Linked DNA regions of Mus musculus: all the other regions are linked to region 1. A link is a loop called in an ENCODE intact Hi-C map of the cell type or tissue named here. Cell type or tissue: left cerebral cortex. All regions are shown on one strand. Links, peaks and the distances in the headings refer to the core of each region. The heading gives the core; the rest is flanking DNA.

The links. A loop is a pair of places that touch in the nucleus more often than their neighbours do. Peaks named below come from ENCODE experiments on the same cell type or tissue, not always from the same donor. Only the 100,000 strongest peaks of a DNase experiment are listed, where the experiment ranks them.
Region 2: it touches region 1 in a loop (2.0-fold over the local background); 3 of 42 quality-filtered maps call a loop at or near these places.
Region 3: it touches region 1 in a loop (8-fold over the local background); 23 of 42 quality-filtered maps call a loop at or near these places.

What each region holds. Positions count from the first base shown.
Region 1 is chr13:91,089,174-91,097,496 of GRCm38, reverse strand. All of the region lies in intron 3 of Atg10 (autophagy related 10), which reads left to right. Among named protein-coding and RNA genes, the nearest start is that of Atg10, 130 kb to the left of the region's middle. In left cerebral cortex, for the core only: a CTCF peak has its summit at 4,167 (motif pointing right); DNase peaks (open chromatin) are centred at 3,109, 3,544, 4,151 and 5,733; H3K27ac peaks cover 378 bases.
Region 2 is chr13:91,034,840-91,043,162 of GRCm38, reverse strand. It overlaps Atg10 (autophagy related 10), which reads left to right. Exons shown (of 8, transcript NM_025770.3): 4 at 2,175-2,313. Among named protein-coding and RNA genes, the nearest start is that of Gm46434, 110 kb to the right of the region's middle. In left cerebral cortex, for the core only: a CTCF peak has its summit at 3,839; a DNase peak (open chromatin) is centred at 3,739; H3K4me3 peaks cover 367 bases; H3K27ac peaks cover 358 bases.
Region 3 is chr13:90,964,041-90,972,363 of GRCm38, reverse strand. All of the region lies in intron 5 of Atg10 (autophagy related 10), which reads left to right. Among named protein-coding and RNA genes, the nearest start is that of Gm46434, 37 kb to the right of the region's middle. In left cerebral cortex, for the core only: a CTCF peak has its summit at 4,738; DNase peaks (open chromatin) are centred at 3,199 and 4,720.

The DNA of each region.
Region 1 (8,323 bases), core at 204-8,203:
TTGGAAATGTATATAAAGAAAATATCTAATAATAAAAAAAGATGCTGGCATGATTTATACTTTGCACTCACATTCACAGTTGTAAGACCTTATGCACAGTAGGGTTATGACTCGTGATCCTAGAACATCATTGTACCCTGAACCATGTGCTACATCGTTTTATGTCAGCTTGACGAAAGCTAAAGTCATTTGAGAGGAGGGAGCCTCAACTGAGAAAATGCCTTGATAAGAGCCGGCTGTAGGTAAGCCCATGGGACCTTTTCTTAATTGGTGATTGATGTGGTGGGCCCAGCCCATTGTGGGTGGTGCCATCACTGGTGGTCCTGGGCACTGTTAGAAAGCAGGAGGAGCAAGCCAGTAAGCAGTTCCTGCCCTGTTTGACTTACTGCCCTGCTTCCTCCAATGATGGACTAGGATGGAAATGGAGTAATAAGAATGGTCTGGTGTGATGGCTCAGCAGTCAAAGGCAGGCACAGAAGCCTGCTGACCTGAGTTCTATCTTTACAGAAAGGTAAATGGAGAGAAATGACTGTTGACCTCCACACATGGACTGTGACATGTGACCCCCACCCTAATAATAATAATGGTTAGTGAATTATTTTAAAACTTATTATTAGGACATAGGAATTATGAGAAGTTAAACTCTAGGAATGTTTTTGAACTATTTCCATATTCTAGATAGGTGTAAAATAATTTGTAAAGTTTTAAGCATGGCAGCATAGTATCTAACATGAAGAAGCAAGCATCTTTGATAAGGATGGCACTGAGCCTAATTCTAATGACATGGACCACTCAGGCTAGCTCCTCCACACTGAGTTTTGACACTGTCTAGTACATATCTGTGACTTGTTAATAGACCCGTTTCTCAGACTTTCTCCTTCCTCTTCCCACTTAGCCTTCAAGTCCCTCACAAAGACTAATGTGTTAGAAGTCTATGCTAAATTGTAATGTATATATGTATGTCTGCATGCCTAGCACGGAGATGATCTACAGCTCTCGTATAGCTCCCTTAGTCTTCAGAGAGTGCTGACATTGGTGCAACTTCAGCTGGGTATAAAGACTCAGAACATCCTTAGAGTCACAGGGTCTTAGAGTCACAGGGTCCTCTTTATTTTCTAGCAGTCACTTGCTGCTGATGGACTGCTAACACTTAGATGCATTCTTCCTATATGAACATGTCACGTGCTAAATATTCTCTTGTATTTTCTTTGGTCTGTAAAACTCATCCAAGTTTTATGTAGATATTAGTTCATTCTGTTTTTCTCTTTGTTTTTAAAATTAATCATCAATTTAAAATTTTTTTCAATTTTTATCACAATGTACACAGTTATAAGTATGATACATAAGTCAGCATGTGTCGTTTGTTTTTCTTTATTCTATTCAAGCAGTTTATGTAAGCCTGGTTTTCACCTACTATGACTCTCCAGCTAACAAGGGACAGTCAACAAGTCAGTCTTCCTTTGGCTGTAACCTTGGGATTAACTGAAGGGAAGACAGAGGGGGCAGCTCCGAGCTCAGACACCTGATGTATTCAGTTAACTTTCAGGGGAATGGAAGGATCTGAACCTTTAGAGATCTGCCGTCTGAAGGGGATATAGAAGTCACTTCCTTGGTAAAGCGATGTAAGATTATGCTGCATAATCATAGAGAATACCTATTATTTTGAGGAAGACATCTGAATATAACACTGTATCCAGTTAAAGATATATTTGTTTCCGAATGTCTGGTGTTTATTGGTCTTGTAGGTGTTTTGAAACAAGCATGGTACTGCAGATTTGTCTTGCGTTGATTTATGTTGCATCAGTCTGGAAAGAACTAGCTGCTATAACAAATACCCAATAAAGTCAGTGTTTGACACCACCATGCATTTGCATGTGATGACATCATCAGAGGTGGAGCCTCAATGGATTTTCCACAGAATTTCACTGGTAGTTTGCTCTATAATAATTACTGACTACTTGGACAACTGAATTACCATAAGGAATGAGCAAGGTGTAGCTGTTTTTTAATACTATATTTCCATTTTATAACAAACCACATCTTAAGTTTTTATGCTCATTCATCGTTTATATGATGGTAAATTAAAATAAATCATGTTTTGAATAATTTTCTTGCACACTTCAAGATGTCTTTTTGGATATTGTCTAAGCCTGCTAACTTGTAGCTCCAGAACCTTGTTGCCTCATTAATAAAGCACCGAATAACTTAAAGTGAAATGACTCATTGTATAGCAAAGAATCGCTGTTAGATCTTCTGAGCTGTACGTTTTTTCTATAGTCATGTATGTAACTGTAGATTTCGGTGAGGATGCCCTCTGAACACTAGAGGACATATTTGTGAGCTGAAAGTCCACATTTAAATCTCAGGATTGGACAGTCTTGCTCAAAAGATACAAGCTCAGCAGTTTCAAGGCTGGATGACAGCGAGTCTGGAAATTAATAACCTTCTGTACTCTACTCTGACCTGCGTCTGCCATCTACTCTGTGCCTGGCTGCTGTGGTCCCATGGCACCTCACCTGAGGGAGAAGCACCCACTCATTAGCCAGTCTCTCTGCTCTGGGCATCTACAGAGGTAAATGTCAAGAATTTTAGTATAGGAATGACAGCAGCACCCATTATACCCTATACCCTTGTTCTTGTTCACTCAAAAGCGCTTAAAGAAAACCAGTTTTCCCCATACGCAGAAGGGTTAAAAGGGCTGCTGTACTCTTGCACATCCCCTCGCCACACAAGCAAAGAGTGGGGTAAACAGTTACGGAAACGGAGCCAAATGTACACGTTGTTTTTCCTATCTGGCTTTTTCTGACTAGCCTGGTGCTTTTAATATTGCTGCACTTCATCTTCATGGATAGTGTGCACAAAGCCTTAATTTCCAGCACAGAAGGATAATGGCTCAGTGATCATTGGCTTTCTCTAAAACACAACCGAACATAAGCCAGGAGGCTGAGAAAGGGAGCTGTTCTTTAAAATGGCCTTGAAATGGTGTATGCAGTCAGGTGGCTGTGACGCTTGTTCACCACAGTGTGGGGTCTTTTTCCACGGCACACCTCAGGGACTTAAAGTGTACCTCACCCGGTTGGCCGGGGAATTGTAGGCAGCTGTATACTCACTCACACAGTGTTGGAGACAGCCGCAGCAGCACCGTGTCAGTAACAGAGGATGTTCCCTCCTGCCCACTTCTTAGCTACAGAAACCCACTGGCCTGTGGTGTTTTGTTGTTTCAGCTACAAGGGTGAGATCTCCTTTAGCCTGCTAGGCAAGGGAGGTTTTAGAATAGAGGTAAAAACTTATCAAACAGCTGTTTGTTTTAAAATAGGACATTGATCTTTAACAGTGGTGTCTGTACTGATCTTAGGTTAATCTTATTATGTTATCTTTTAAAAAGTCATCATAACTAACATCATAGTTTGTGTGTGTGTGTGTGTGTGTGTGTGTGTGTACAGAATAGCTGCAGGTGTGAACAATCACTCCCTGGCCCCTAGCTTGTTTTATTTAATTTTTTTTTCTGTGATCAAGCAGAGAACCATTTTAAACAACTGAAATGGAGGACATAAGGAAGTAACAAAGAACAGTCTGAGAGTTAGTGCTGTGCTAAGTGGGGGACCCTTCTCCAACTTCGTGTGATGGCATGCTGTATAGAAAAGGCTCTTTCAGCAAGTGTTTAGGAAAATATGTTCCAAAAGATCTGCATAACATTAGTGTAACCAAGTGTTCCTCTCTGTGGCTTCCTGTTTTGGAATTAAATGCCTTCAGGGTACTCAGAATAACTCTGTTTAGAAACACAAGAAGAGTTTAACCCCTTATGTTCCTGATCAGACTTTTAAAACATAAACATGAATTAGAAAGCAAAAGGACCTTATTCTGTTCTATAGCTCAAAAAATTCACTCTAAAATAAGAAGAGTTTTTACATAAAGTTGGTGGTTTAGTTAAAAAGCAAAAACATAAACAAAAATTATCATTAGAACAGTGAGGTCAGTTTTCTTTCTTTATAAACAGTTTTTAAAGACAATCCTTTTCCTATAAGTGGGTAATTTCCGCATGAGTTCACGGTGAGTTCCTAGCCTGGCTGTTCCCAGAAAGTGCAGGGTACAAGGAAGCTCAACCTGGGTGTCTTTCTTTGTGCTGTTTGAGTTCCCTGTTCTTGAATTGCTGCTGCAAGCCAGCAGAGGGAGCACCCAACAGTATTAGAGCTTAATAAAGCATCACATTTTCCTCCTTCCCCGTCATTAAAAACGATGTCTACAACCAATCATCCATTGATTATATATTTTCACTGTGTCGATTCAAGTGTAAATATGTTGCTTTTTAAAAGGGAGACGTAAAGGGACCTTATTTATGCAGTTCGCTTCTGTAAACCTTCATTAAATATGGAACTTTAAGACTGATAATAAATATAATGCAGAGGAAAAGGTGGGCACTGCACAACCTCTGTACGCCAAAATATTTTTAATTTAGTTACAGAGAAAGAAAGGCAAAGGTCCTTTGCAAGAAAGAATGGTAAAAGTAAAATACAGTCCAATTCAAACATCAGCACCATTACAGAGAAGGTACATTCTAAGTGAATGTTGAAAGGAAGGTTTCTCAAACTGGAGATTCTAGTTGGGACGCAACAGCATAAATGGAGGGTGTCTTTAGAGGCAAACAGCTGTAGGTTTAGAGGCCACAGAACTTGTGTGGTAGAGGAGGCGCCCTGGGGCTTCAGATGGTCAGAAAGGGAAGGTAAAGATGAGAATGACTGGAAACTGTGATAGGAGTTGCTTTTATTCTGGGAGGACTTTCTCCCCCTCAGCAGCCATCAGGTACCAGTAGCTCCTCGGGTATGCATGGAACTTTTCTTTCTCCCTTCCATGCTGGGATTTTATCAAATAATGCCTTTGGGGGAATGAAAGGGTAGTATAGAACTGAGAGAATGAAAATTGTTCATTTCCATCACTGGGTAGGATCAGACGTGATGACATCTTGGTTAATAATAATAATAATAATAAGCCTTTTGTGTATTTCTATCCCTAGGTAAGGTGGGCTGTGATAACTTCTTTGATATTAATAATGCATTTTGTTTGTGTTTACATTTATAATATTTATGTATATAGTGAGACACTTATGTACAAGGTATAAATAACATTAATCATTGTACATATGTATATATCACATATGTACAACTGTATCTGTCTCATACATTTAGCATTATCACATGATTTAAAGATTGATATTCAAATTGTTATATAATATGTAATATACCATACAGCAAATTCAGAGCAGAACTGGAACTCGGCTCCTAAGGCTTTGAGTTGAAGCTGATAATTTCTCATTGTGCTTTCTGATTTTGTATCATATTGCATCAGTGTATGTGGGAAGGATGGGGTATGCATTGTAGACATTATGGAAATATGAAAGTATGTGAGCACAAGGCAGAGGGAAGGGATGAAGGCAACTGCCAGGTTTGTAGACTATGTGATTAGGAAGCAGAATGATGTCATTGCCCCCACAGGAAATCCTGTAGGTCAGGTTGTCAAGTCAGTGACAAGCCAGGAGACAGAAGATGACTCTATTTTGGCCTGTCACATTTGAGATGTTGGAGGGCATCGTCTCTAGATGTCTAGCACATACTTCATAGTTTATGTTTGGAGCGCCAAAGAGAAGTCAGGGCTAGAGCTTCTGGATGGCTGAGATAATTCAGGGAACAAGTGTAGACTGGTAATTGAAGTGAGAAATAGACTTTGGGGGATGTCTGTATGTAGGAGCTAAGGAAAGGAAGCAGGGAGATGCTGCACAGAGAATGAGGAGTGAGAGCAGCCAGATGTCCCACTCACCATTCAACAGCTATGTGCATCACTGCTGTGTGCAGGTCTCTGAAGCCTCTGCCCAGAGTGTAAAAGAAGGTGACTCAGCACACCCAGGTGTTTGTGATGTTTGTGGGGACCACCAAGGGGAAACCCCTGAGCTTGTTTACCTTAGAGCTCAGACTTCTTAGTCACAGAACTCTAGTTCCATGCTGAAGTGCAAAGCCGACTTCCAGTTCACTCTTCCGTGAGAGGTCAGAGAACACAGAGAAAGAACACCTGCCCACTGGCTGGAAGCCGGGTGAATTCCCAGAGATGCATACAGCACCCTGGAACTTTGCCCATTTGTCTTTATTTATTCTACTTTGAATTTCTCTATGGGATAAAACGCTGTTATTTTGTATAATGGTATAAAGTCACTGGAAATTTCAAAGAAGAAATTGGGATGCCACCCTTGAATATAAACCACAGAATAACAATAAATACAAATTTTCTTCTCTTGAAATTTGGGAAGTGGAAATTCAGTCTGTGGAACCTTGTTTTCCTGCTGCTGCCATTTCATAGCTGATAGGAAAGGTATCAATGGACAAAGGATTGGCTTTGCCTTACAGTTCAAGAGGGATTCCTGTTGTAGCTGTGAGGGGAAGACAGGGCCTCAGGAAGCTAAGGCTGAGGTCACACTGCTTCTGCCTCAGGCAGCACAGGGTAGCAGGAAGTGGGGCTTAGGTACAGAACTTCAGGGTGCACCCCAATCTGGGGAGCAAGTGTTCCAGCATGAGCCTATGGGGGACACCTCATGGTTAAACCATAGTTTTACCTCCTACCTGTCTTTCCTTTCTATCCATCTTGTTATACTGTGCCCATTGTTTTAAATAGAATTCAACGTTACTAAAAAAACAAAAACAAAAAACCCAGTGTTATTTAAAAGAAATCTGGAATTTTCAAATACATGTTTCTTGGTAGAAAAAAAGTACGGTGTGTAAAAGATATTGTTATCATATATATATATATATGTGTGTGTGTGTGTGTGTGTGAGTATATATATACAAGCTATATGATACTGGGTTTATTGTGATTTTTAAAAAAACATGTATATAATGTTTTTCAGTCATCTTCCCCACCTCCCCTTTGCCCTCTCATTTCCTACTCATCTCTGCTAATGTCCTTTCTCTTCCCCTATTTGTGACAGATCTTTCATTTAAAGTTGTGGAGAGAGAGAGAGGCTGGTGAGATGGTTCTGTGTAGCTGCTGTCTTAGCTAGGGTTTGCAGTGCTGTGATAGAGCGCCATGGCCAATGGCAATTTTAGAAGGAAAGGGTTTATTTCTTTTAAGTTTCCTGGTAACATTCCATCACTGAGGAAAATCAGGGCAGGAACTTAAGCAGATTCTGAATCTGGAGGCAAGAACTGAAGCCGAGGCTGTGGAGGGATGCTGCTCATGGCTTGCTCCTCATGGCTTGCTCAGCTTGCCCTTTTGTAGCATCCAGGACCCCCCCTCCCCCAACCTACGGATGGTTCAGCTCCACTGAGCTTGGCCCTTCCACATCAGTTACCAATCAAGAAAGGTACTGCAGGGCTGTGGGTGTAGGGGAAAAGGAGTGAGGGAGAGAGCCCACATCCAGCCAGAGTTCCTGTGCTCTGGGCAGGTGGATGCAGGAGGACTGCTGGACGCTTTCCATGTGCCCTGGGTGGGCATCTGGCTTTGTGAAGCTGCTGGGGGTTGGGGAGTGGACAAGGGGCAGCTCCCAGTACCAGGTTCTCAGACTCTGGCATCCCACGCTGGATATGGCAGAGGAGCTGAGAACAGAATAGGGGACCCAGGGGGGCATTGGGTGGTTCCCATGCAGGTGAGTGTCTTTAGTTCGGGCCTTGATGAACAGAGACAGTCTATAGTTTTAGAGCTTTATTATAGAAAGGCAGGGGGGAAGAGAAATGGTATAAAGAGAGAGAGACCGGCCATGGCCAAGAGGAGAGAAGGGGGAAGGGAAAGAGAGAAAAGGAGCTAAAGAGTAAATAAAGGTGAAGGGGGGAGAGAGAGAGAGAGAGAGAGAGAGAGAGAGAGGAGAGCAGAGAGAGGAAAGACTAGAGAATAAGAAAGCTTAAAGAGAGAGGTAAAAGCTTAGAGAGTAAGAGAGTGAGGAGGGGCCAATGGGCTGTGTTATCTTGCTGTTGCTAGGTAACTGTGAGGAGGAGTCTAGCCAGAAAGCCAGAAGCTTGGGACATTGTCTGTGTGACTGTTAGCCACATGCTTCTCTTGTGGGGGCTGTGGGGTGGTAACTTTGACAGGAGCCAAGGGTCCAGGAGACATGAGGGAACACCCTCTGTCCCATGTGGAAATTACCACCACCGGGTCCTACCGGGTTCAAGACCTCAGCTGGACTGGAGACCAGGCTGTGTATGCATAGCCCATTGCCCCACAAGACATCACCACAGGCTTGCCCATAGACCAGTATAGTGGGAACATTTTCTCAGTTGAGGTTCCTGCTTCCAAATGACTGTAGCTTGTGTCAAATTTATGTATCACTAGGTAGCACAGTTGCAAA
Region 2 (8,323 bases), core at 226-8,225, 54 kb after region 1:
TACTTCTAAACAGTATCATATATGACAACCAAACCTTTAACAATTGGCCCTCTGGGGACCCTTAAGATCCGACTCATACCAAGTTTCAATTCTTTTATTATGTTGGGAAAGAAAAGAAATTATAAATGTGAAATAACCCAGTTGTGAAGCAAAGAGAAAGAACTTGGTTAAAAATTTATTGCAACAGATCTTGATACTTGTGGCTAAAATTAAATAAACAGGAAAAGAACACCTCTCTTTTATTGTTGCATTAATTGTACTTGGAATATTTAGTTGAATGATTTCTCACTGATTATTTAATTCATTGTATTTAATTGATATGTTTACAGATGCTGGGTGACAACTCTTGTATAAATATCTCTCATTGTGACTGTATGTGCTGTAGTGTCTCCCAGGGAACTGCCTGTGAATGGGAGTTAGGAAAGGCAATACCGATCTGGAGAGCAGCTCCCTTCTTTCTTATCTCCACAGGCAACCTGATTTCATATTGATAAAGTTTGCAGTCTCTTCTGTAGTTCTTTCTGATGGTTCATTGTTGCTGTTTTAATGAGAAGCTGAAATGAGCCAAACCTTCTTGCTTCATTCTTCCTACTAATTTAATTTCAAAAGAGAAATTTGCCAGCCCAAATAAGTAAATGCGCAGGGATGAACCCAGCAACCCTGATTCAACATGCCCGATCAGTTGCTTCTAGACATAAAGAAAAATTCGTTGTTTTCTTAAGTGACACATCATAAAAATAATAGTCTTTTTCTATTTTGTACATTTTAAAGCTCTTTCTATTCTAACTATGATTGTTATCACATTATTTTTTAAATTAATTTATTTTTTACACTGCATGTTTTTTATTCCCCCATTCCGTCCACCTGCCGACTGTTCCACATCCCATAACTCCTTCCCACACCCCTGTCTCCACGTGAATGGCCACATCCCCCACCTCACCTGACCTCCAAACTCCCTGGGGCTTCTAGTCTCTTGAGGGTTAAGTACATCATCTCTGAATGAGCATAGACCTGGAATTCCTCTACTGTATGTGTGTTGTGGACCTCATATCAGCTGGTGTATGCCATCTGTTTGGTTGGTCCAGTGTTTGAGAGATCTCAAGGATCCAGATTAATTGAGGCTGCTGGTCCTCCTACAGGATGGCCCTTCTCCTCAGCGTCTTTCAGCCTTCCCTAATTCAACAGCGGGCCAGCTGCTTGGGTGCAAGCATCTGCATCTGACTCTTTCAGCTGCTTGTTTGGCCTTTCAGAGGGCAGTCACGATAGGTCCCTTTTTGTGAGTGCTTCATAGCCTCAGTAGTCGTGTCAGGTCTTGGGTCCTCTCCTTGAGCTGGATCCCACTTTGGGCCTGTCGCTGGACTTTCTTTTCCTCAGGCTCCTCTCCATTTCCATCCCTTAATTCATGTATGATGAGAAAGAAGCAGCCTGCGAAGAACAATTACTTGGGAAGTGGAATGACTTTCGCCATCTCTGCTTACACAGCCTTGTTTAATTAACTTCATGGTGGCATGTGCTGATGACCATTCCCTAAATCAAGATTTATTGTTGAGCTGTACCAAAGATACACAAAATAATGAAAACAGGATCACTTGGGATCTGAAATACACCTAACAAACTCAGACTCTTGCAAAATAACTTATTCCAAATGGAACTAGGGATTGTTGAGCATACAATGAGTCATCGTTGGGCAAGTACAATAGAACCTGTAGGGGCATTTCCTGGCCTCTGTTCAGTTGTTAGGGTGGTTTTTTAGCTTTCACAACTCTTGTTGCTAAAAATCATACAGTGGAAACTTCAGAGTTGTTGCTTCAGTAGTTCTCTGTGCTTCCTCCACCCCTGCACTCACCCCTGCTCTCACCCTTGCCTCCAACCCTGCTCCCACCCCAAACCCCATCTTATTTCTCTACTCAGAGCTGCTTTGTTTCCCCCAGAACAATCTGGAATTACTTACGGTTAATGTTTTCTGGCATTACTGTTTACCTAGAACTCAAATGTTCAATGTTTGTGTGGGTAGCTCTCCCTTTTCTTACCTCCTAACCTTGAACTTAACTGGTCATTTGCAAGGAGAAGCTCTCACCCTTCTCTTTCCATGTGTGCACTTGGGTTTTGTTGTTGTTTCTGTATTCATTGACATACACAGTTTGGCTTAGTCTCTGCTTTTTTTCCCCCCCCAGGAGAATTTAGAGCTACCAATGGATGATTCTGAAGTGACGAGACCTGCAGCGGTGGCAGAAGTGATTAAACATGAGTATCATGTCTTATACTCTTGTAGTTACCAAGTGCCGGTTCTTTACTTTAGGGCAAGCTTTTTAGGTAAGACCATGTCTAATACAGAAAGCAAATTTATAAACTTTCCATATAAGACAGGGAGCATATTTGGAAAATCATTCCTGAGAGGGGAAGAAAACAGAGGTTAAAAATAAAAAGCTGTAGTTGAGGTAAGGTTTCACCAGTAAAACTTCTCATGCTTCAGAAAGAGCAGACTTCATAGTGAATGATATCATCCCAGCCTTAAATCTCATCTTCACAGTTTTGGCCCCTTGCCTGAAGTTGACTAAGCCCCCTGGCCTTTCTTGACTTTAAACAAGTAGGAACAACTTAAAGCTGCAATGTTTATTTACTTCTAACTTTGCAGTAAAAAATTTCTTTCTGTCTCAAGTGATGCCATTAACTCCTAAGTTCCTGGGCTTCTTTCACCAAGAGCTTATGGTTATTTCAAGAAATGCTTATTGGTTAGGTTAAGGGGTATTTAAGAATAGCAGTAACACCTCCACTAGTCATCTACACACCTCATGCCTCAGTGCCTCGATATGCTGTGATCTAACGCATTGCCTGACAAGAAGGTGGACACCTTGTCTCCTTGGAGGCCTCTGCTAATGATGCCACATGGAGTCCTCACACTGCAGCTTGGAGATGTCTGGGTATGCCCTGGGTAAATTAGGTCAACTTCAGGCCTTGGACTCAGAGCTCCATCCAGTCCACCTCTTACCTTGTGTGTGGTTTTGTGCATGCCTTTCTCGGTAACAGTTTGCATTTGCAGACTACTAATTTCTGGATAGCTAAGACATGTGAATTTAGCCAATGATCTCTTATTTTTAATTAAAAAGTAGCATAAGCTGCTTTGAGTGTGTATTTGGTGGGTTTAATCACTCACTGCTTTATATTGTTTAATGGTCTCCAGTTTTGCAGGGCTGGCAGTTTTACAAGCACTTACGATTTAAAACAAGAGCAAATTCTTAGAGAATCCCTGGTGAGAAGATTTTAATCTGAGGTGCAGTTCCTAAGAACTGACAATTTTGGGTAAATTTTTAACCTGGGACTTGAGGACACAGATAGTTACTAACTCTCAAACTCTTGCTGCAGATTCATCCATATGATTACTCCTAACCTTTAAAACATTTGCTTTATTGTAATAATATTTGATTTAGAGTCCAGAGGTTAAAGAGGATTTCTTGTCTCTACACTGTGCCCTCTACTAAAAGTTGGGGAATATATTTGTTACGTGGGGTAGAGGAGGTGGGGAATGCTTCCTTGATTCTAGTTTGCAGTCGCCCTGCCTAGCGCTATCTAGATTCAAAGACAAGCCAGGGCTGCAGGTAGAGGACACAGGGCACTCATTCGGATTCTTCAGAACTGTTCTTTCATGTGATCGGTATTCACTGTAAGCACTTAATCACCAGAGACGAATTTCCAGAGACAAAACAAGTCCTTTAGCTTGTCAGCATCAGGGATGCGAGGGATTGCAACATGGCTGCTTCTAGCTGGAAGTGGGTCTTGCCGAGACCGGCTGATGAGCTCACGCTGGCTCTGTGCTCTGCACGTGCCAACAGCTCCCCTTACAGCACAGCACAGTGATTGTTCCTGCAAGTCCAATTATATTTTAATGACATTAGTGTGCTTCCTGCATGCCTTTCTACATGGTGATTTTAGTTCTTAAAACACACATACACAAGTAGCACTCCTGGTTCTATTTTTAGAATTTCAAGGCACCCTTCCTGTGTACCTGATAAAGAAAACCAAAGAGGTCATTTGTTTTTTGTAAAAATATATTCCCAACCTCTCATTCTGTCTTGTATGGAATTGATTTTTAGTTCTTTTTAATTCCAGAATTCATTTGCTTATGCACATTAAAATATGGGATTATATTTTATAAAGCATATTGAGATGTTTTCTTGTGGAGAAAACTGGAAAATGGTTCATTGCTTGATCATTCTGTGTACTTTTAAATTTTGCTTTTACCTAACGTAAACTCAGGGGCCTTCTAAGAATGCACCATTCTTCATTTATGAGTCATTTTTTAACGTATTCTCCCTAGTCCAGTCCTCCTTTCAACGTCTGCTTAGCCTGGCTGTTCATGTGTTAAAAGTCTGATGGTGTAGAGAATGCATTCCTAGCGTCGTCTTCTTATTCCAGGCCTGGGCTTTTGTTATTGGTGGTGGTTTTGTTGTTGTTGTTGTTGTTGTTGTTGTTGTTTGTTTCCTACCAAGAGAATCTGACCTAGAAACAGGATGATTGTAAAAATTCTTGCCCAAGGGTCTTGTCTGTCTGTCTTTCTTTCTCTTTCCTTTTTTCCTCATTCCTCCCCATTTTTTCTTTTGTTTGATGTTGCAAAAAATAGTTTATTTGTTTGTGACAGGAGTTAGAGTTTCTTTTGCATCTGTTAGTAAAAATCAATTTCTCTGCTTAACTTTGATTTTTTTTCTATACACTCACACACACACATACACACATACACACACAGGAAAAGTAAAGCAAGGGTTTGGTAGTTCCCATTGAAACTGACATTGCCCCCTTTATCAACTGGTTGAGATTTCTTCTGAATCTGTTTTGTTTCTTGACATGCAAATCCACTGTGCTTTGAGTTCCTGTGGCTCCTGTATATGATTCAGTGTCTGCCTGAGACTCAGCTAACATGCTGACTACCCTTGCTCCTCCCACGTCCTGTCTCATATCTCTCATCAGACCATGTCATCACCTCACACACTGCAGTATAATAATGTGTCTGTTTATTTGCCCTCCTACCAGATGGTACGCAAACATATAAAAAGTAGTGAAGGATATCAGTGTTGATTACCTACAAAGTGAGAAGCATTGATTATGGATCTGTGCTTGATAGTTACGTGGCATTTTACACACACGCCATGCTCACCTTGCTAATTTTGTTATTCACATCGTCATCCGTAGGCAAGCATCAGCAGATGCTTTCTGGATAAGTCAATAGTGAAGACTCTCTAAGCATTTCTAAGTATAGCCAAAAGACTAAAATATTGTGGATGTAATACTGTTCTCACTGTTGTGACAAGGTATAAGGAAGAAGTGGTGGTGCTCTCTCCAGGAGACCTAAGGCCAAACTATTTACATATCTTTACTATTGAATCCGTTGCTTCTCAGAGACCATAGATATAGTAAACTAAGGAGAATGGAGCATCCTGAAGACCCAAAGCATGAATCCAGCCTAGCTGAGCAGCTATCCTATCTCTAAATAGGTTTCTTTATGTGATTCTTGAAGGCAGATGGCCAAGTTCATGTAGCCTTTACTTCCGGATGCCTCTCATATCAGTAAGACTCCTAAGAACATGGTGCTTCCTCTTTTACTTTCCCTACTACTGCTACTACTACTGCTGAAACAAGGTCTCACTCTTTTGTCTAAGCTTCCCTCACTCACATTTCTCCTTCTGCAAGCCTCCCAAAAACTTGCTTATGGTTGTGGGCGCGACCATGCCTAACCAGGAACTTGGTTCCCAAAATGATCGCACGGACTGAAGAGAAGTGAGTTCTTCTCGGGGCTCTGTTTCTCTTAACTGCTTTTGTCCTTGTTGGTTTGGGCAGGGCAGAGGTAGTACTATTTATCATCAAGTTTTTGAGTGAGAGGTCTCTGCCCTTTTCTTTGAGAGGCTGCAAAAATAAAAATAAACCATAATGAGTCTGGTTTTGAGTTCTGTCTTGTGGATTGACTCCCCACAGAGCATCAGTGTTATCCTGTATATATTGGTGCATCTCTTTTTCTACCTTGTACTTTTGTGGTGCTGGAGTTTGATGAAAGGTGTTGTATGTGCCCCTTGTGTGTCTCTCACTTAGCCCGCCCACTGCTTTTAAAGCCCTCTGCATCAGTTGTTTGTACCACAACAAAGACTTCCATTCTCATCATTTTTATTGTTCCATGGACATTTATGTCCTGTTGTTCCTTGATGGACTTGGCTGGGAGCAAATGGTAAATGTTGATAATGCAGTTTAAAGAGTCTGTTTATGCCAAATGGCCTTGATCTCAATAGAGTCATAGGTTTAAACACCCATCCTGACACCTTAACTGGAGATTTTTATGTTTATTCTAGATTGAATTCTAACTTATTTCTTCCATTTACCTTTCTCTTTCCCGTTGTTCTTAATCTTTATTGAGAAATGGACCAAGTGGTTCTTCTCATTTTCAAATATTTAATTCTTTGGCTGACATATGCGTTCTTCTTGGGAGCTGTTTTGACATATTTCCTTAATTAGTCGGAAGGGCCGCTTTAGAATAGGGAAGGAAACATTTCTCCCATTCTGCAACTGAAGTCTGTCTTATTGGCCCAGAAAGCCAGGATATAGAATGTAAAATGCACCCAAGATACTGCCTGTGGAAGATTTGTTCAGTTGTTATGGGCTTAAAAGATGCTCCCAGAGAAGAGGAATGAAAGAAATAGCCAAACAACAGCTCACCCTCAAAGGTGGGATAAAACAAAGCAAGGAAAAGGTTCAGATAAACATCAACAAACTGTGAAATTCAAGTGGGTAAGTCATCAGGGTGAAGCAAGAAGCATTGCTTGGATCAAGAGCGTGAGGAAGCCTTTGGTTTGAAATGCACAGAGAAGACTTAAAGGAACAAGAAAGATGTGAGTCTTGGGAGTGGAAAAATGGAAGTCAAGGATTTGTAGCTCCATCTGGAGGACCTCTGAGGGACAGTGAGGATGCCTGCCCAGCTTTGGTGACAGAGTGAATGAGGCATGCTTGGCTATCAGTGCAGATGGAAGAAATGGTTGAAAAGATGAATGGGGTCAAGTTATGGATGAGCTAATGGACAGGAAGGAGCTGAGACATACAAAATGAGAAAGTGGGATGAATTGCATTTCCTAGAAATCATGAGACAAAAGGACAGATGAATGAGTGAGGCTGAGTGAATGAGTGAAATGACGAGCAGGAACGTGACACTTCCATTGTCAGCATTGTTAGAACTTTAAAATAGTGACCTTTTACAAAAGATGGGTTGGAAAGAACATATTTTGTAATTTCCAGGATAAAATTCCTGCCGTTGAGTAGGAGTTATTTAGTAGAGAGAAAAAGCAGGTGAGGCTCAAGCAAAAATGATTTCAGTTAATTATCACGATAAGCAGAAAATGGAAAATAAATTTACAGATAATTTAACTTAGAATCTCATCTGATTGTAACAACCTTTGCGAAAGCTCATTAATTTATACTGTATGTAAGCAGGAGTAAGTGTAGCAAAAGCCCCATCAGTGACCTAGAACATGCAGTTAGTGAGTCTAGGGATTTAAGTCAAATGTGAGGAGCAAATGGTGAATGCTATTAAGAAAAATAATGAAAACTTGAGTTAAGTAAAATGAAGAAGGACAAACTGAAAAGTCGAGATTGTAGAGAAAAATTAGCAAGAATGAAGGAATCTTGAGCTTGTAAATATTTATATACATCCCTCGGAGGACTTAGGGAACAGTAGGGCATGTTATAGAACATGATGGTAATAGAAAGTTACTAATAAAAATCCAAGTTTATTAATAACACACACCAAAGAAATGTGGAAATGGCACGATAGAGTTAACTAAGCTACTTGCACTAGCATTTAACACCATGTGTGCATAAAACAGCCTGGAAGAGGACACACGGGGAAGAGAGCCACGCTCTCACCTGTGAAAGGCTGCATTACAGCTTCCCGGCCAGGTGAGTGTCTGTGCTTCCCAATAGAGGAAATCCTCTTTTACTGCGGACCAAAACAAAGTAACAACACCAAACAAAACCAAAACCAAGCCCAAAACCAACCACCAGCAGCTTGGAATGTTTATAAAAGCATAGGAATCCAAAGCCTCACATTGTGACAAATGGTTGCAACCCCAGAACTGGGCTTGGAATGGGAGGCAGAAGGATCAGGAGTTCAAGTCCAGCCTCAGCTCCTTGGCCTACCTAATAAGCTAGCAGCAAGCCTGGGATGCGTGATACTCCTGCCTCACACATCTGTGTGTATGTGTGTATATGTGTGTGTGTGTGTGTGTGTGTGCGCGCGCGCGCTCTCTCTCTCTCTCTTATCTCTGCTTATCTCTGTATGTTTCTGTGCTGT
Region 3 (8,323 bases), core at 226-8,225, 130 kb after region 1:
CCTAGCAAGAGCCATATCTTTTAGGGCTGCATTGACAGAATTGAGAGCTTGGACTGCCTCTGGAGACAGTGTTCTCTGGGAGGAGGGACTTTTATCTCCTTTCAGGAGGTTAAGGAGGGGGGAAGGGAGAAAGAGAAGGAGGGCTAGAGATGAGAGTAAGCATGTAAAAAAAGTAAGATGAGAGCTTAAGAGAGAGAGGCGAGACCAAGCAGCCCCTTTTATAGTGGGCTGGGCTACCTTGCTGTTGCCAGGTAGCTGTGGGGAGGAGCATACCTGGCTATTGTCAGGTGACTGTGAGGGTGGAGTCTAGCCAGAATGCCAGGGGCTTGGGTCTTTGTCTGAGTGACTGATAGTCACAGAATTATGGAGTTGGGGACTCTGTGGTGTCAGGCACCTGTCTCTGGGAATGTGGCTCACTGTCCCGCCCCTTCTAGAGTTTTCTACTGGATCTCCGGAGCAAGCCTCGCTCAACCCAAACAGGCTGCCTTTCACGGTCCCACAAGGGATGGTGCAGGCTGAGGAAACACCCCCCACCCACCCATTCACACCTTCTTCCACTTGAGCTCTCCATTTCTCTCTTGGTCCCTATATACACCATGCTGTTCCTCCACAACATCATGCCATTGCTTCCATGGCTCTGTCTCAAACTTTCTCCCTAGCTACCATAGTTTCCCAGCGTATATGTCCCTCTGGCCCCTTTTGATATTTCTGTATTTCTCACTTTAGAATGTCTGAACAGAAGCTGCAACAGGCCATGTCTCCTACCAGAATATAATATCCTCTAGCGTAGGAGTAGATGTTTTGTTATGCTTTGTTTTGCTTTGTGTGGCTTGTGTAAATATCTAAGGAAGATACCGAGCCTTTCTGTGCCTCAGTTTCTTTACCTATAAAATTCATTAAGACCACAAATCTCACCAAGTTGCTTTGTGAACTAACAAACAACATTTTGAATAGTTCCTAGTTCATAGTATATAGTCACATAGTACATATTAGTTGTTACTGATATTAATGGTCTTACCTCAGGTTGATAACAGACCTTGTATTCATTAAATAATTTGCCAAATTTATAATTAACTCTATTGTATAGTTCATAAAGGAGTTGTAATGTTATATTTATATAGAGATCCATGGCTTTTATCCCATGAAGCAGTCATCATTTGGTGGGCCATCTGGCAGTGATTATACTTGTACAGAAATCGTCCACTAAGGTTAATAACAACTCAAATGGGCTTCGGGGGTGGAAGACATCCCTTAGGATCTCAGAGGTGCATAGGCTGCAGTTACATAGTGTGAGCAGAACTGTGCTTGCCAAGATAACAGTCAGGCCATGTCGTTCTTTTAGGTTTCAAAGAAAGCAAGTGTTGTGCTTAAGGAGTTTGGCCACACCATCCCTGATACAGCCCTCAGAATAGTGCTGTCATTTGTATGCCATACACTTTGTTTTAACAAGGCTTTTAAGTCTATTAAGCAGGTTGGAGGATTAGAAAGCCCTATGCAGACAGGCTGTGTCCAGAAGTTTATAAGCAGCATTTGTTTACTCTGTAAAGAGGCAGTGGTGAGAGTTATAGATGCAGACGAGAGATAGCAGACGCATCTGCAGTGACTAATAGCACCAAACAAGGCCACACTCATATACCATTATCATCTGCTATCTGGTTTTGTTTTTTGTTATTTTTTTTTAAGATGCCCTTTGTTGCCTCCAAAGATTGAAATTCCACTATAAGCACACAGATAAGAATGTATCCAATCTCTACTATATGCAGATGGCAAAAGAAAGTTATTAGTTGGAATATAAATAATCTTATTACATACTGTCTGCATGCCAGTGTCTGCACACTTGTGGCTTGTCACCAGAATGAGGAATGACAGCTCTTAGGCTGTTGCTAAGTTGTGTGACACATTGGCCGTGTTATCAGTCGCTAGGCAGAGAGAGATCCTCCGAAATTTCTACGGATCACCCCTGGATGTGAGAGATAAGTTTCGTCATCCAGCACCGGCATGTCTTGCCGTCAGCCATCAATAACTAACAAATAGAGATTTATGGAATTGGTATGAGGCTCCGTGAGAGATAGCACTGTTTGGGGAACAGAAAACTATAGAATGAGCTCCTTTCTCCAAAGATGGACAATAGCACATAGATGACACAAAAGAATTGGTCAATAATAATATGATATTGTTGATAATAGTTTCACATAACTGGGCTGCCGAGAAAGCTCAACAGTTAAGAGCTTGTCCTGACTGCTCTTGCAGAGGACTCCAGTTCAAGGCCCAGCACCAACACCATACAAACTCTTAAGTCCACCTCCAGAGAGATTCATTGTCTCTGACTCCTAAGGATATGTGTACTCGCATGCGTATGTCCACACACATAATTTTAAATAATAATAAAAAAATCTTCAAAAAATACTACATAAGACTACAATGAAATCTTTATAGCCTTAGACAGCTAGTACAGGTAAGACATGCTAAAGCCATAGACCACTGAGAGATTATAAAGAGAGATGTTTTAAAAACAGGCTCTTTAAATTTTTATTTAATTTTAGTCTGTGTGTATGGGCGCTTTGCCTGCATGTTTGTATGTTTGTACAGTACCTGCAGAGTCCAGAAGAAGACATGGGAATCTCCATTCAAAGTGGAGTTTGAATGACTGTGTGCATTCTAGGAGGCAAACCCAGGTCCTTTGGAAGAGCACCCAGTGCTCTTAACTGCTGAGCAATTTCCCCAGCCCCTAAATAAGTGTTTAGTTTAATTAGAACACAACACTTTCTTTCTTCCCTTTTCTCCCTTTTCTCCTTCTAGTCCTGCCCGGCCACCCTCCTTTGAAGCACTCCTGTGTCTCCTACTCTCCAGTTTATAGCTTCTTTTATTATTGTTGTTAACATACATACGTATGTATACAATTCGTATGTATGTATGTGTATGTCTAAATAATACAGTGTAGTAAGATCATTTTTGGTGTGTGTTTGTGTGTGTGTGAACCACTCTGTACTGGACAACCAATAAGGGGGCTCATCCCTGGGAGAGGCTAATTTTCCTCCCAGAAGACATTAGTTGGCTGTAGTTAGAAGAGACTTTATTGTGAACTGAAGTGGAGAGAATTTTTCAGATAGAAAGACCGGCACAGCAGTAAGAAAATGCTAGCTAGCCATAACAGTTGCAATAGGAATATACAGTGTGGGCAAAGCCAGCCTTCTCTAACTGGGACAGCATAGCTGTGAGGATGAGCAGCAGCAGCTCGGGTTGGGAGAGTATGAGCAACACAGAACCTTTGTGGTTGTGTTTGCCAGCAGGATGTTTAGGGCTTAGATTATGCTTTGGTATGTGGTAGGTACACACCGAAGCCTTCTCTCTGTTCTGTGATTAGGCATACTCTAAAAGACGGTCTGGAAAAGTTGTCTGGACCAAGTTACAAGAAAAACAGAGACCTTTGCAGTTGAGACTTTATCATGTAGGTATAGATTTTTAGCCAGGCAAACCCCAAATCTATTAATCAGGCATTATCCTGTGACGCAGAGCTCTGATTGGTTGTTGACAGAGATTTATGTTCCCAAAATGATTGAGCAAGGGATGATATCAGGTTAGCATTTGAGTTTCTGTAGTGAATGAAAACGGAGAAAGAATGAAAAGCCTGAACTAGAGCCGGCTGGAGGAGAGATGCTCGCCAGAGTTCATTTTGGGACTAACTTCCAATAGGTGAAAAGAAATGGGAGTGTTTGGTGGAAGCTGTGCTTTGGGTGGGGGTGGGGGTGGGGGTGCTGAAAGATGCTTTGGAGAATTAAGGGGTCAGAGCAATGAAGTGAAAGGAGATTTCAAAACAGTCCTTCAGTGAAAGTGAACTTCTGAGCCTCTGGAGGTGTTCATCTGAAAGGCTCTTCCTGTCACTATGGGGAGTTGGTGTCTCTGGAGGTCTTGAGTAGACAGAATGGGTTGTTCACTTGAGTTAAAGAAAAAGGTCTGTGTCTGTTGTCAGCTGTAAAACTAAAGGAATGCGAAAGTTAGATTTTTCAAAATTACATGGTTTAAACTTTTTGTTTTATGCATGAAAACTGATATTTCTACAAATATGTGGGTGTCACCACATAGCAGATATGCAGATGTTTAGTCAACTGACACAATAATTGAGCCCTGTACTTGTTCAGTATGAAAATGTACCAAGTAAAAGACTCCAAGATTTGTGAATTTAAGAAATAGATTTCCTCATTGCCAGTGCAAAGTAGTTTGGCTAGATCATATTTGAAGGAGAATGTTGTAATCTTAAAAACTACCATACCAGCTAACTATTACAGTGCCCCTCAGTTAATGCAAAGACATGAGAGCTATAGCATTAGAGGAGCTTTTTGCTCATGTTTGCCTTTGAATCACGTGAGTCACTAGGGAAGACGAACATCCTGGGTTTTAAGTTGACCGTACCCACATGTTTGTGAACCTTCACAGCTGGAAGGCAGTATGAAGACGGCATTGTGGCAAGGAGATGCTTTCTTATAAAGAAAAGCACTTAGCTTTTCAAGCAGATTCCAGATTAGCCAGCTGTTGCTTCCTAGACAGGCCACAGGAGTCTAGAACCAATGACGTTGGCTTCTCTATTGAGGGGGAAGATGTGGTGGTTGTAGCACTGGCTGTGGTCTCCATCTCCTTAGCTTATGTCAGCCTGTCACAGCCGGGCTCCTTCTCTGCCTGTTTCTCCTCAGCAGCAAGCCTAGCATCCATGCCTACAGTGTGGTGGATGGCTCTCTGGCGGTCTCTGCTGGCGGATGTTCTACATGTTTCCAGGAGGAACAGCCCAAGACTGACTCTATTAGAGAATTTTGAAAAAAAAAAAAGTGTAAATACATAAATAACAAATATACTAAAGTTCCCTGTTGTGAACCTAAGTGAAGTTTTAACTTGTAGCTATAACTCTGAAGCAGACAATGTGTACAAGCATCTTTGAGTGTGCACATAATGAATGTATAGCCCTGTTTCTTGGTTGAAGGGAAGAAATTAATCATTTAAAGTCAATTCATGGTATGTGTGCATGTGTGTGTTTAAGTTCTTAAAGCTCATATGTCTCTAATTTTTCTAGCAGGCACTTTTCAGCATATGTCAGCATGTTTGTAGGTTTTCTCATTGTTTTTGTTAGCATTTAGATTGCCAGCAAGCCTTCAACCTGAGCATTAAATCTTTTAATTATTATAGTCATTGATGGCCATATTTCCAGATTACAATCTTCCATGAACAGATGAATTGGAGATATTGATTTGTTATATTAAAGAGAACTAATGTGTGTGTTTCCATGCATATATTAGCATATTGCATCAGAGATCATGTCTCATCTCTTTCCCATTTTTTTTTCATTTTAATTCTTGATAGAGCATGTATAATCAGTGAAATAAGCATCATCCATTAGTGAGCTTGGTCTTCCCTGAAGTATTACTATGCTAAACAATCCTATTACCAAAGCATTATTTTGATAGTTTATTAAAAGTCCTGCAGCTCTCACATTGCTATACTCAAACACAGCTTTATGCAATTAAAGTTATAATAGGAACTTTATTACAATGATATATAACTTGTATCACCCTAATAAAAGTTCCTGTACACAGCGATGCTTTAATAATGCTGTTTCTGTAACACTGCTTCCTTCGTAATGGGGACTTCTCTCATGGCAACTTCATTATTAGGAAATGATCTCAGTAATAGAAATGCAAATACAGATTTTGAAAGGAGCGTTGTGTGCACGGCTCCATTATTGACCTGCTGTCTTCTCATGCATTGCATATCATCATTATAAGCCAACCATGTAGATTATAGTTACGATTACGGCCATGCTGTTACAGTTTAGCATTCGTGTCATTCCAGGGAAACACTGACTGCCATTTTAAGATGAAATTTGGGAGTTAAAATTATTTAAATTTTAATTAAAATTAGAATCAAAAGCATTAAAAATGACTTACAAAACTTTCTCTGATTTTTATTGTATCATAGATAGAGGAGACATCGGCCCTTAAAATGGGGTGTTCCCTTGATGTTCTCACCGTCTTCTCAATAGATGTATGAGAATAATGCTTTAAGGGAAAGAATTTCTGTATCTCCTACTTTCGTAGATACCCGCTCAAACAATCTGACTGACTGTGGAGACACTTGAAGTAGAGATTTTCCCTTCCAATCCCCGCCCCCTGCCCTTTAGCCTTTGCTCATACCAGGGCACTGAACAGAGTAACGTGGCAGCTTCATTTATGGCACCCATGTCCCAGATCTAAGTATTAGAGAGCAGAGGAGATAGGTATGTGCCTCCGATATGGAGACAGAGAGTCTCCGAGGAGTCATCTCAACTTTCTTCTCCTTACTCTACATCTATAAGATGGGGATAATAATAGTAGGATAGTGAAATGAGTCTAGTGATTTATACACACATGAAAAACTGTGCTACATAGAAAATATTTACGTACTGATGAAAGTCCATATAAGTATGCCGGAATACTTATATATGCTATATGATGCGGTTACTTGTAACTTCAAAAATTACTTTTGCTTTGTAATTTTTATTAAATTTTATTAAAATTTTATTTATTAAAATTTAAATATATTTGTTATTTCAGTCATCTAAGTACTAGTGAAAATTTTATTGAGAACTAAATCAGATACCCAATGTAGTATTTTCTGAAATTATCACAGAGAAATATAAAACCCTGTTCTCCATATATATCTGTTTTTAGCTTTACATAAAGATCAATAAAATGATTTTAAGCATAAAATATACATTATGATAAAAAGCAGGATGGAAATATGACAGAAAGAAAAAATAAAATTTCCAAGTATTTCTATGTTTTTCAGTGAATAATGGTGGGTATTTATTTTCAGTTGAACACATGTCAGAGAGTTATGCGATAGTTTCATTTATGATCATCAGTTTTACAGTACACTGAAAATGACATGTATATACTATCTAGGTACACACACACACACACACGCACATATACACACACACACACACACACACACACACACACTATGCTTCATGATGAAAGTTCGGATGCTACCTTGTTTGTAGGTAAATTTTATGTCAGCATATCGAATATACAGTTCCGTAGGTTGATATTTAGACTTAATATTCCTGTTTCAATTTTTTGTTATATTTTTGTTTTTATTATTGTTTGTGTGGGGGTTGTGCAGTCAGAGGGCACCTGGTCAGTTCTCACCTTCTACTGTGTAGTTCCAGGGATCGAACTCAGCTGGTCACACCTAGTGGCAAGCTCCTTTAGCCTCTGAACCATCCCACCAGCCACTTCTTTAATATTTCTCTTCAGACCCTTTGCAGGGTAAATAGATTTTTTTTCCTGAGGGGTATGTTAACACTCTTGCCATATTAATACCAATCAATGCAGGAACTCAGGCAAATATGAGCTTTAGTTAATTTGATTTTCTATGTCCTATTTCCATGGCCCTTTGAGATTCAAACAGCAGCTTGTAGAAGACTCGTGCCAGAAAATGCAAGCCCATTCTTAGAACATAGAGCCTTGAAACATACTGCTTTTGAAAAGTCTGACTCTTGCCCTGTCCAGTCAGGAAGAGCACTGTACTTTATAAATTTACAAGCATTTTAGACAGTCAGACCCACCCCAAGCACAACCCTCCTCCCTCTGTTATTTTGCAACAAGTCAATTATTTCTCGGTTTGCATCCCGTGGCCAGGTCAAAAGTGGCGTAAAGCCAAAGCTGGTTGCCTAGGGCTTTATGAAAGATTCTATGCACTGTTGATATGAAATATTTCAAAGTTGCAATATTAAGACAGTGTTACTTTAAAATAAGCAGGGATTGGAATGCAATTTGTACCAGGGCAACAAAAGTTAACTGAATCTTCTTATAAAGGGATAGGCAATACACATATTCCTACTGTCTTAACACAGTCATAAATGTTATTCTAAGGAGATAAGCCATAAGGAATATATATATGCACAACATATAATAATATAAAACTGGAAAATCATCCAAATGTTTCATTGTGGTATACACTGTGATTTAGTAACAAGATGGCATATTATGTAGGGGAAGTTGCAATGACCATTCACAATAAAGAATAATATATGTGAAATAATATTAAGAAGTAGGATGTTTTGGTCAGAAACATATTCATTGGCTGTGTACATAACTATTACGGACCAGTAAGTAGATCGGTAAAGACTCCTGGGTCTGAGGCTGCATGGAACTTGACTGTTCAGTTTGGAAGGAGAAAAGAATGGTCGGCTTAGCCTCTACATCAGGCTCCATCTCATGATTGAATACACAGAGCCCATGTCTTTCCTGTACCAGTCTTCTTTCAGGACCCTAAACTCTTCTGCGTTTCT